2 separate regions of the Homo sapiens genome follow, and region 2 is linked to region 1. Evidence: read pairs that join two places in POLR2A ChIA-PET (ENCODE). Cell type or tissue: IMR-90. All regions are shown on one strand. Each heading gives the region's core, and the rest is flanking DNA. Links, peaks and the distances in the headings are about the cores only. Region 1 holds the start of LOC124901007 (a long non-coding RNA gene). Region 2 overlaps LINC02122 (long intergenic non-protein coding RNA 2122).

What was found. Peaks named below come from ENCODE experiments on the same cell type or tissue, not always from the same donor. Only the 100,000 strongest peaks of a DNase experiment are listed, where the experiment ranks them.
Region 2: POLR2A ChIA-PET joins it to region 1 with 12 read pairs; 1 of 35 experiments calls an interaction of 5 or more read pairs at or near these places.

The regions. Positions count from the first base shown.
Region 1 is chr5:75,318,817-75,324,196 of GRCh38, reverse strand. It overlaps LOC124901007 (a long non-coding RNA gene), which reads left to right and starts at 3,067. Exons shown (of 2, transcript XR_007058824.1): 1 at 3,067-3,247. In IMR-90, for the core only: no CTCF peak of the experiment used is centred there; a DNase peak (open chromatin) is centred at 3,066.
Region 2 is chr5:74,040,250-74,045,629 of GRCh38, reverse strand. The region is part of intron 2 of LINC02122 (long intergenic non-protein coding RNA 2122); the gene reads left to right. It overlaps LOC105379035 (a long non-coding RNA gene), which reads right to left. Exons shown (of 3, transcript XR_948476.3): 1 at 5,253-5,380; 2 at 3,469-3,554. Among named protein-coding and RNA genes, the nearest start is that of LINC02122, 60 kb to the left of the region's middle. In IMR-90, for the core only: no CTCF peak of the experiment used is centred there; a DNase peak (open chromatin) is centred at 2,429.

The DNA.
Region 1 (5,380 bases), core at 159-5,158:
ATAGAGTGTTGTGTATATATCCCCAGTTTCAGAAATTTAGCAGGTGATGAGTTTGTTAGTTTTTGCAGGATACTATGATATACTAAAAAGAAAATTTAGTCTTTGTTCCTGGTACACAGCTCCTAAACTAAAACCTTTGGAATCCCTTGGAATGATACTAGCTTTTTTTTTTTTTTTGAAACAGGGTCTTGCTCTGTTGCCCATGCTGGAGTACAGTAGCACAACCAGAGCTCACTGCAGCCTCAACCTTACAGGCTCAAGCAATTCTCCCACCTCAGCCGCCCAAGTAGCTGGGACTATAGGTGCGCACCACCACGCTCAGCTAATTAAAAAAAAAAAAATGGCCAGGCGTGGTGGCTCATGCCTGTAATCCCAGCTCTTTGGGAGGCCAAGGCAGGTGGATCACTTGAGGTCAGGAGATTGAGACCATCCTGGCAAACACAGTGAAACCTGTTCTCTACTAAAAAAAAAAAAGATACAAAAATTAGCCAGGTGTGGTGGTACGCACCTGTAGTCCCAGCTACTTGGGAGGGTGAGGCAAGAGAATCGCTTGAACCCAGGAGGCAGAGGTTGTAGTGAGCCGAGATCATGCCACTGTACTCCAGCCTGGATGACAGAGCAAGACTCTGTCTAAAAAAAAAAAGATTTTAGAGGTGAGGTTCTCACTATGTTGAGGAGGCTGGTCTTGATCTTCCAGGCTCAAGCAATCCTCCCACCTTGGCCTCCCCCTGTGCTAAGATTATAGGCATGAGCCACTGCCCCCAGCCTACTAGCATATTTTATGTGCTAATGAGATGACTGGCAACTGGGGGCACCTAGATAGTGTTAGGGTGGGAGCTGGTCACCAGAAAGACCATGATTAGGCATGTTAGATGGTTGGAATTTTTAGGCCAGCACTCCAACCTCCAGGCAGGAAGGAGAAGGTGGAGACTGGGTTAGTCACTAATGACCAATTATTTAATCCATTGTGCCTACTTAATGAAACCTTCATTAAAACCACTAAACATTAGGGTTTAGAAAAGTTCTGGGTTGGTGAATACCATGAGGTGCTGGGAGAATGGTGTGCCTAGAGCGCATGGAAGCTCCAAATCCCTACCTTGTCCTCTGCATCTCCTCTGTTTACTTGTTGTATCCCTCATAATAAATAAGTAATGGCAAGTAAAGCACTTTCCTGAGTTCTGTGAGTTGTTCTAGCAGATTATCAAAGCTCAGGAGGAGGCTGTGGAAACCCACAAATTTGTAGCCAGATGGAGAGAAGTACCAGTGACAATCTGGAATTTGTGGCTGGCATCTGAAGTGGTAGTAGTCTTGTTGGACTGATCCTGCCACCAAATTATCCTATTTAAATTTTTTTTCTTTCTCTCTTTTTATTTCCATTTCCCTCCTTGCTTACTGTATGTTTAACTTTTTTTTTTTTTTTTTTTGAGACAGAGCCTTGCCCTGTCACCCAGGCTGGAGTGCAGTGGCACGATCTCGGCTCACTGCAACCCCCACCTCCCGGGTTCAAGCTATTCTCCTGCCTTAGCCTCCCAAGTAGCTGAGATTACAAATGCGTGCCATCACGCCGGGCTAATTTTTGTATTTTTAGTAGAGACAGGGTTTCACCACGTTGGCCAGGCTGGTCTCAAACTCCCAACCTCAAGTGATCCACGCCCCCTTGGCCTCCCAAAGTGCTGGGATTATAGGCATGAGCCACTGCACCCGGCCAGTGTTTAATTTCTTAAGAATAAAATGGTAACCTTTGCCCTCTTTCTTTCCACCAAGCACAGTGTCCCCCTTATCAAATGATATGCTTGCTTATAAATTCCAGGAACTGAATCTTAAAACAATCCAGTCACCTACTGAATTCTCCCCCACCAGGAGATTACCTCAAGGTTGCAGTGAATTTACAACCCTATTGTGGTGGAAATGGCACAAGCCCATTCCACCACAATAGGGGGCAATAATCCAAGATAAGTCATCAGAGCAAGTCCTGTAACAGACTCACACTTTCGGCCGGCCGGGTATGGTGGTTCACGCCTGTAATCTTAGCACTTTGGGAGGCTGAGGCAGGCAGATCACTTGAGGTCAGGAGTTCGAAACCAGCTTGGCCAACATGGTGAAACCCTATCTTTACTAAAAATAGAAAAATTAGCCGGGCATGGTGGTGGGTGCCTGTAATCCCAGCTACCGGGGAGGCTGAGGCTAGAGAATCGCTTGAACCCGGGAGGTGGAGGTTGTGGTGAGCTGGGATCAAGCCATTGCACTCCAGCCTGGGCAACAGAGCGAGACTCCGTCTCAAAAAAAAAAAAAAAAAAGACTAAAAAATACCAGACTCATACCTTCTAGCCCCTTCAGCATGCCTGTCCCCCGCCCCCCACTCCACCCATAGCAAGCTTCGCTTTTTAACCCGTTGCATTCTGTTCAAAATTTGATTTTTTTCTTTTTTTGAGATAGGGCCTCTCTCTGATGAAGCCTCAACCTCCCAGGTTCAAGCGATCTTTCTCCCTCAGCCTCCCAAGTAGCTGGGCCTACAGGCTCATGCCACCACACCTGGCTAATTTTTGTATTTTTTGTAGAGATGGAATTTCACCATGTTGCCCAGGCTTGTCTCAAACTCCTGGGCTAAAGCAATCCGCCTGCCTTGGCCTTCCAAAGTGCTGGGATTACAGGCGTGAGTCACTAAGCCCTACCTGAAATGGTTTCTTTAAGGCACAAAGCTTGGCCATTTTCCCACTGCTAGCTCTGGAATAAAGTCACTTTCCTTCCACCACTCCTTGCCCTTGTTATTTGACTTTGCAAGCGGCAAGTGGCCGAAACTGCATTTGGTTACACTTCATTAACTTTTGGGATCTGAAGCTAATTCCAGGTAAATAGTATTAGAATTGAATTGAATTGTAGAATACCCAGCTGGTGTTGGAAATTTGGTGAAGTGATGTTGGAAAAGATAGCACGCATTTGATGTCATAAGTTTTGTGAGTGAAAGCAGCACAGAGATAGATACCAACAAAGCAAAATAAGGAGAGGATGAGTCAGGATGACCCTGGAGGCCTCCCACTGCGACAGCAGAGGCCTCCTCCCAGCTTACTCAGCCAGAGGATAGGAGCCTTGATTTGGAAGAGTGAGTCAGAGAAAGTGGTAATGGAATTCAGAACAACGGTGAGCTTTAAGAAAGAGAGCATGCTTCAGAGAGACCAAGAATGACAGCTATGGATAAAGAGTTACAAGGGCTTAAGGCATGGCAAGCAAGTTAATAAATGGCTCTAAGGTAGGTGTCTTTGGCCAGCTGTACGGCTGAGGTCAGACGCCTGAGAAGTAGACTAAGAGTTGGTGTGGTTTGGCTGAGTCAGACCCCAGGATGGGGTCATACTAAGGGTCCGAGTAGGTAATAAGGATCCAGTGTCAAGGAGAAAAGTGGGCTCTGTCATATCTCTGAAAGTAATTTCTTCAAAAGCCAGTTTGCCAAATTGACCAATTTGCTGAAAAACATTCAAACACCTTAAACAAATCTGCGGGAGTGTCAGGGTCAGTTTCCTAATTTTAGAAACCAGATCGTGGATATTTTGGGTCTGACCATCTGATATGGCCAAATCTCCTCAGCCTACCTTAAGTGGGTTAGTCACTTGAACTTCAAGAAACATCTAATTGCAAAATTACTTCCCCTTTAATTTGTGGCCGCTTATATAGCGATGACCACAGATTGAGAAATTCACAGAATTTCTTGAAATTTTCAGAGCCTTCTGGGGACATGAGCGCTTAGAAGAAAAAGTGCTGATGCGTTTCCTGCTCTTCACCTCTCCTCCCTAGGCCCGCACCTCCAGAAGTGTTTCCACCTGCATTAGGCCAGCGCGATGTTCGCTCATGAACCAAAGCTATGGAATAAAACCAGTGAGCCAAAGGCAGATACAGATGAACACTTGTGGAGTTGTCCCTCTTCTGGCTGTGAAAAATAGATATTTATTTTTGGCTGCTAGCTCTATTTACTCAGTCTAGCAAACTGCAGAGAAGCTCCAAATGCAGAACTTATAGGGAGTGGAGTGTTTTTTTGGCTTCTTCTTGCCAAGGTATTTTGGCTCTTGACAGGGGTCGTCTGTGTGAGAAATCTCCCTCCTCAGGCTTCTTTCCTAGGGTGGTGAGAAGATGGGAAGACTGTGGCTATTGACAAACGGTGCTGTACATCCTGCCCTTCTCAGTAAATGACTGTTAATGAATTTAAGTGTTTGGCAGGTAGAAAGCTCTTGCCAGTGATCAAAACATGCTGTGTATACAGCTGTGTGCCTTTCTGAGGGCAGGAAAATTGGACTCTGATGCACAGAGGTTTGTGGATTCCTCCATGTGTTTTGAAACCTATATTTGAGAAGTAAGTATACCGAGCTGTTGCTTGGGAGAAGTAAACACAGCAAGCTGGAGATAGAGAAGTCACAGCCATAGAAACAGAAAACCTAATTAGGAGCAGAGTAGGAAAGCTGGACTTGCAAGAAAACTTAGACATCTCTCCCCTTCCTCTAAGCCAGTGTTCTTGTTCTATAAATAGCTAAGAAAGCTAGGTAGAATTAGACTGGAATGGGCTGAGAAGTAAACTAGGGCTGGGCGTGGTGGCTTACACCTGTAATCCCAGCACTTTGGGAGGCTGAGGCAGGTGGATCACTTGAGGCCATGAGTTCGAAACCAACCTGGCCAACATGGTGAAACATAGTCTCTACTAAAAATACAAAAATTAGCCGGGTGTGGTGGCAGGCACCTGTAATCCCAGCTTACTGGGGAGGCTGAGGCAGGAGAATCACTTGAACCTCGGTGACAGAAGTTGCAGTGAGCAGAGATTGCACCACTGCACTCCAGCCTGGGTGACAGAGCAAGACTCCATCTCAAAAAAAAAAAAAAAAAAAAAGAGGAAGTAAACTGGATTAGAGGAAGAGGTGTCATGTGCTCCAAAGGAAGGAAAACTGATTACAGGTATGTGAGGAGAGCAATCTCCCGAGCAACTATGATCTGAGGGTCAAACCCTCAAGACCCTATTTCTCGCCCTGATTTGCCTGACTTATTGGGCAGAATCCCATCTGACTTGTCTATTTCTAGGTTGAGTTCTCCCATTTCTTCCTAGTTAGGTGGTATTTACAAGCCTCTTCTAAAAAACTTCCAGCCAGGCATGGTGGCTCGCATTTGTAATCCCAGCACTTTAAGAGGCCAAGGCAGGAAGACTGCTTGAGGCCAGAAGTTCAAGTTCAGCCTAGGCAACTGTTCTGTGTAGGAAACGCGCAAGGGGAGAAGAAAAGACACACGCACAATACCTTTAAGGGTAAACAACCTTTATCCCATGTAAATGGCAATGCAGATATAATAAGCAAATGATATAATAAGCAGATTGATATAATTAGCAAATCGCAATAGGAAGAGGAGAAGG
Region 2 (5,380 bases), core at 293-5,292, 1.3 Mb after region 1:
GAAGTCATACTTTTTTTGACAGGAAGTAATTCTAATTTGGCTAATTTGTTGGAATGTTAATTTGGACTTTGCCAATTAGAGTTCATGACCAACATTTCCCATAATTAAATGAGTTTGTAGCTTCGGCTTCTGGAAAAAAAAATATGTATTTAAAGCATAAGAAAAGAACATTTAGCACAAAAAGGTAGTATTGGCAAAAATATAATAAAACCAGTAATATATTCCTAACTTAAAATATATATATAGATATATATAGTGAAATAGAGTGCCTCTAAGTGAAAGAATAAAAGTTTAGGCCAGGTATGATGACTCGATGGCTCACATCTGTAATCCCAGCACTTTGGGAGGCCAAAAAAAGGATAGCTTGAGCCCAGGAGTTCAAGAGACCAGCCGGGCAACATCGTGAGACCTCATCTCTACTAAAAATAAAATATAAATTTAAAACAATTGGCTGGGTGTGGTGGCATGCGCCTGTAGCCCTAGCTACTTGGAAGGCTGAGGGGAAAGGATCACTTGACCACAGGAATTCAAGGCTGTAATGAATTATAACTATGCCACTGCACTTCAGCCTAGGCAACAAAGGGAGGACCTGTCTCAAAAAGTTCAACTGATGATCATTTAATAAATCTTGGTATGTTTTTGATATACGGGACTTACCAGAAATTGAGACAGCAGATGGCTATAATGCCAAATTATTTTGCAAGCAAAGTGGTTTCCAATCCTTGATTTGAACAGAACTGAAGTACCTAATAAAGTTGTCAGCTAAATTATCCTTAAATATAAATTTTGATGATAGATCATTATGTGATTTTTTTTTTTTTTGGCTCAGGAAAAGTTCAAAGAAGTGAAATGTGATAAAGTTCTTCATTATCTCCTTATTTGTATGAAGAAAACTTCTCAGGTGCAGTGGCTCATGCCTGTAATCCCAGCACTTTGGGAGGCCAAGGCAGACAGATCACCTGAGGTAAGGAGTTCAAGACCAGCCTGGCCAACATGGTGAAACCTCGTCTCTACTGAAAATACAAAAATTAGCCGGGCATGATGGTGCAAGCCTGTAATCCCAGCTACTTGGGAGACTGAGGCAGGAGAATCGCTTGAACCTGGGAGATGGAGGGTGCAGTGAGCCAAGATGGTGCCATTGCACTCCAGCCTGGGTGACAGAGCGAGACTCCCATCTCCAAAAAAAAAGAAAGAAAGAAAATTTCTCAGTGTTTCCATTTATAAAACTAAAAAATAGAAATAAAATTGATGTTGGCCTCTATCTTATTCTAGAAATAAGTCACACAACACATGAAACTACTTAAAAAACAAAACAAAAATTCTGCTCCATTTATTTGATGAGAAGCCACAAATCCTTAAAATGTTTTCTCTTTGTGTCAATTACATTATTTATAAAATTATGTTATATGTTTAGGTTGTTTTGATCAATTGAATGCCTATAAGAAGTAAAATAATAAGTGTATCTGAAAGAAATTTTTAACCTTTAGAGCAGCTCTGTTCAATAGAATGTCCTGCATCAATACTAACGTTTTCTATCTGTATCCACGCATCAACTACTGACTAGCCACTGTGGCTATCGGGCTCTTGTGACTAATATGGGGAAACTAAGTTTTTAACTTTTTCATTTTTGTTCATTTAGATTTAGATAGCAACAGGTGCTAGTGGCTACCATATTGGGATAGTGCAGATTTACAGCCTTATGAATACAGAGAATAAAGCAAATTTCCAGTTCATATGCATATTTTTCTTGTATGTATACAAAAAATGTATGATAGGGGAATAAGTAAAAGGTTTAAAGACTACTATATTTTTACATAAATACCTTATATACATTTAGATTAAATCTTGTGTGGTAATAGGTTGAAAATCTAGATTCAAGGGGGAAAAAGATTTAAATTTTCCAAATGTCAGAGTACATCATGCTCATCTAGTATATTTTCTAACTGGATCATGTGAATATTAAATCTTTATAGTATTTAGATTCTTTGGACACAGTTAAAAGAATAATGTAGCAGGCTTTTTTTAATGTCAATATTTATAATGTATAAGGATTATATCCTTAATGTTCACATTTCAGTGATTCCAAGGGACATATTTTTCATTTTAACATCTGTTAAATTGGGGTGTATCTTATAAAAATGGTAAGCATTTATTTTTTCTTATCTGTTCATAATACTGTGAAAGAAATATATCTTGCAATCAATGGACTATTAGATTCTATGGGCTATGACATTTAAACTTAAGATAAAAATTTTAGATATCGACTTGAAAATGTGTAGGGGTACATAGTTCCTAAAAATTCTGCAACTATGTGAGCAAAAACATTTGTAGACCAAGGATGTAGATCACTTCCTGCTGAAGTTCAGTGTTTTCATCACAGCTTCTTTGCCTGCACAGAAGAGAGAGTTGCCTAAGCCGGTCGGGAAGGGGTTGGGAATTGGAGCGTCATCATGTAAGAATGTGGGCATCTCAAGAGTGTAAGTGCAGAGTGCTCAGCACAGCCTGGTCTCAGGAACTGGAAAATTCATCTTCCCAGGACCTCTCATCATTTCTTACGGGCCATAAACTTTCTCCTCTCTGGTTTTCTCTTATATCTGTCCCCACTTTCCTGATTCTCTTAGCAGAAAGCTTTCTCCATTCATCCATCAAGGACCAGATAATAGCCTCAGACCTGAGTCTATGCAACCTTCCAGCTCCACAGCCCACAGCTGGCTGCTCTCAATTACTCGCTGTTCCCAAACCAAAGAGAGGGTTCTGATTTTTCCAGCTCAGATGAGACGTCCACTCCTGATCTAAACAGTTGGGGCTTGGATGGATACACCATTTATGTAATGCAAACATCGCTGGGGGAGGCGATTAGTGGGTGGAAGCAGTTCCTGAAGATGAGAGCTGTGAGTAGGAAGGCAGCCACAAACATAGCAACGAGGGGCAGCAGTTTCAATAGCTGACATCAACATTGTTCCTACGATTGCTAGGCACCATGCTAATGGCTTCAAATAGATTAACTCGTTTAATCCTCAACACAAACCTAGGAATGAGGTTTAATATCCACATATTAGAGAGGAGGAAACTGAGGCACAGAATGTTTAACTAATTGCCCAAGGTCAAACATTTGATAAGTGTCAGAGCCTGGCTCTGTCAACCTGTCAAGCTAAACTGCCTCAGCAATTTCCTCTCTTTGTCTAGAGACTTGCTTATGACAACAGCACTAAGTATAGAGTATTCTGTATCAGTAAATAGTGCCTAATAGGGAAAAATGGTAGCAACCAAAATTTATCATATGACTAAAAGCCATAGGATATTTTGGAAATTAGCAGGCAAGGAGAGAGGAACTATAGCATTTTTAATACCTACTTCACTCCTGGCACTTTATATGTATTACATTTTATACACACTATAGTAGAAGTAAGTATTAAAACCTCATTTTACTATTGAAGGAACTGAAGGTCAGAGGATTGAGTAACTTACCCATGGTCCCACAGCTAAGAAGCAACAGAGTCAGAGTCCTGACTCAGGGCTGACACCCAGGCCTGCAGATTTTCCTGTACATCCCTCTGTCAGATTAGTGTCAAGTCAAATAAGGTGACATGCAAGACAGAGAATAATTCAGTCAATCATGAAACAAACCAAAATGAGAGTCAACTTCCTCAAAGCAAAGTCATTTTTTAAATTCACTTACAGATGTGTGCTTGATTAGTCTGATTAAATATATATACTCTCTATATCTTTTTGCCTCTACAAGCATCAATCTAGCTGTTCCTTAATTCTGTTACACGTATTGAAGTTTCTACTGAAACAAGGAAGAGGTTTGTCCAATTCTTTCCCTAAGACATGACTGCTGGATAAAGTTTATTTTTGCTCTGCCCTTCCTCGTAGCTGGCTCTTTGCCTGTTGATTTAAAATGAATTTTCAGGGGCTCATAGAACAAGAAGAATTTTAACTCTTAAAAATTAACCACAAAGACAGGAACAGATCTTTTTAAAATACCTTGTTTAATATTGGTACACTGTGAGGGGTTAACAAATGAGAAGTAGGGTCCTATTAGTCTCTTATCATACTAAGAAACCATCTTGCCATACTTAGCTTGGTAGTCATTGCAGATAGAATGTGCCATCTGTGAATGGAATAAGCACAAACCATTTGAACTACAGGGTACTCCAAAAGCCTTTTTTGAGTTCACTTACATGTTGTATTTTTTATTTGTTCAATCTTGCATTCACTCAGCTCATAATACACCTGCTCAGCTGTAACTGAGATGGAGATATCTCACCAATAAAGGCAAGACAGGAATTCAGAGCACTGGGTTTAAATGTAAAATCAAAAAGTAGTGGGGCCCACATGCGTGAATGAGCCAGAGGAGAGGTGGCACCTGGCCAGCTGGACTCCCAGTGCAACTGCCTCAGTGGGGAAGCAGCGTGTGCGTGACAGAGTATACCACGTGCCAGATGCTATGCAAGTCTTCACCTGTGTCATCTCATTGAGTGTCCCCTTCACAGCAACCCTTTGAGGGAGGACTTCATAAGCCATGTGTTCCAGATGAGGAAACTAAAGCTAAGAGAAGGTAACTAAACTGATTAAACTGAGGGGTTACACAGCTAGCAAGTTGACTTGGCTATAAGTCAAAATCAGTCCTGAATAACTCCAAAAACCACATTCCTCCTACTTCACCATGAGACCTTCCACTGATACAACCCTCAGGGGCTCGTCAGAGGAATAAGCAACTAAGAATTATTCATCAAAACTTCCTAGAAGAATCCCTGCTTATAGTGTGTTAAATTGTATTTCATTAGCAGAGCTGCATCTCATTCCTGGCCTCCCTGCTTCTATGCCCACACATCATTGTGTTTACTCTCTTACTAAGACCCGATTTCCCATACAATAATATTCTAGGGCTTACCCTGCATAGGGGAGGAAAGACATTGAGGGGACTTGAGACTCACTGAAAGAACTAGGTTTTGTAGGAGATCAAGAAGGGGCAAGTCAAAGTAATAGAAGAAAAATTAACCTGAGAAAGGGGGAGGGAACTTTTTCTTCTGAGATATGAAGGAAACATGAGAAAACAAATTTAAAGCCAGACTCTGGGAGGTAGAGTGTTCTTAGAAAGGAATCTCATATAAGAGATATTATGTATGAAAAAACCTTTCAAAAAGATGCTACACAGACATAGGATCTTTGGGCATCTGCCAAGAGTCATAAAAGAAAATCCGGCTCAAGAGATGAAAGTAATATTCTGTAATAATGAGAATACTCACCATGCTGGGCTCCTGTGCTGTGGAAACACTCATTCCAAAGTAATGTTCATGTGTGGGACACTGAGATACACCACCCAGACCTCCCTGAAATAAGAGCTTGTTGTCCCAGCTGCTGGAAGTCTGTCAAC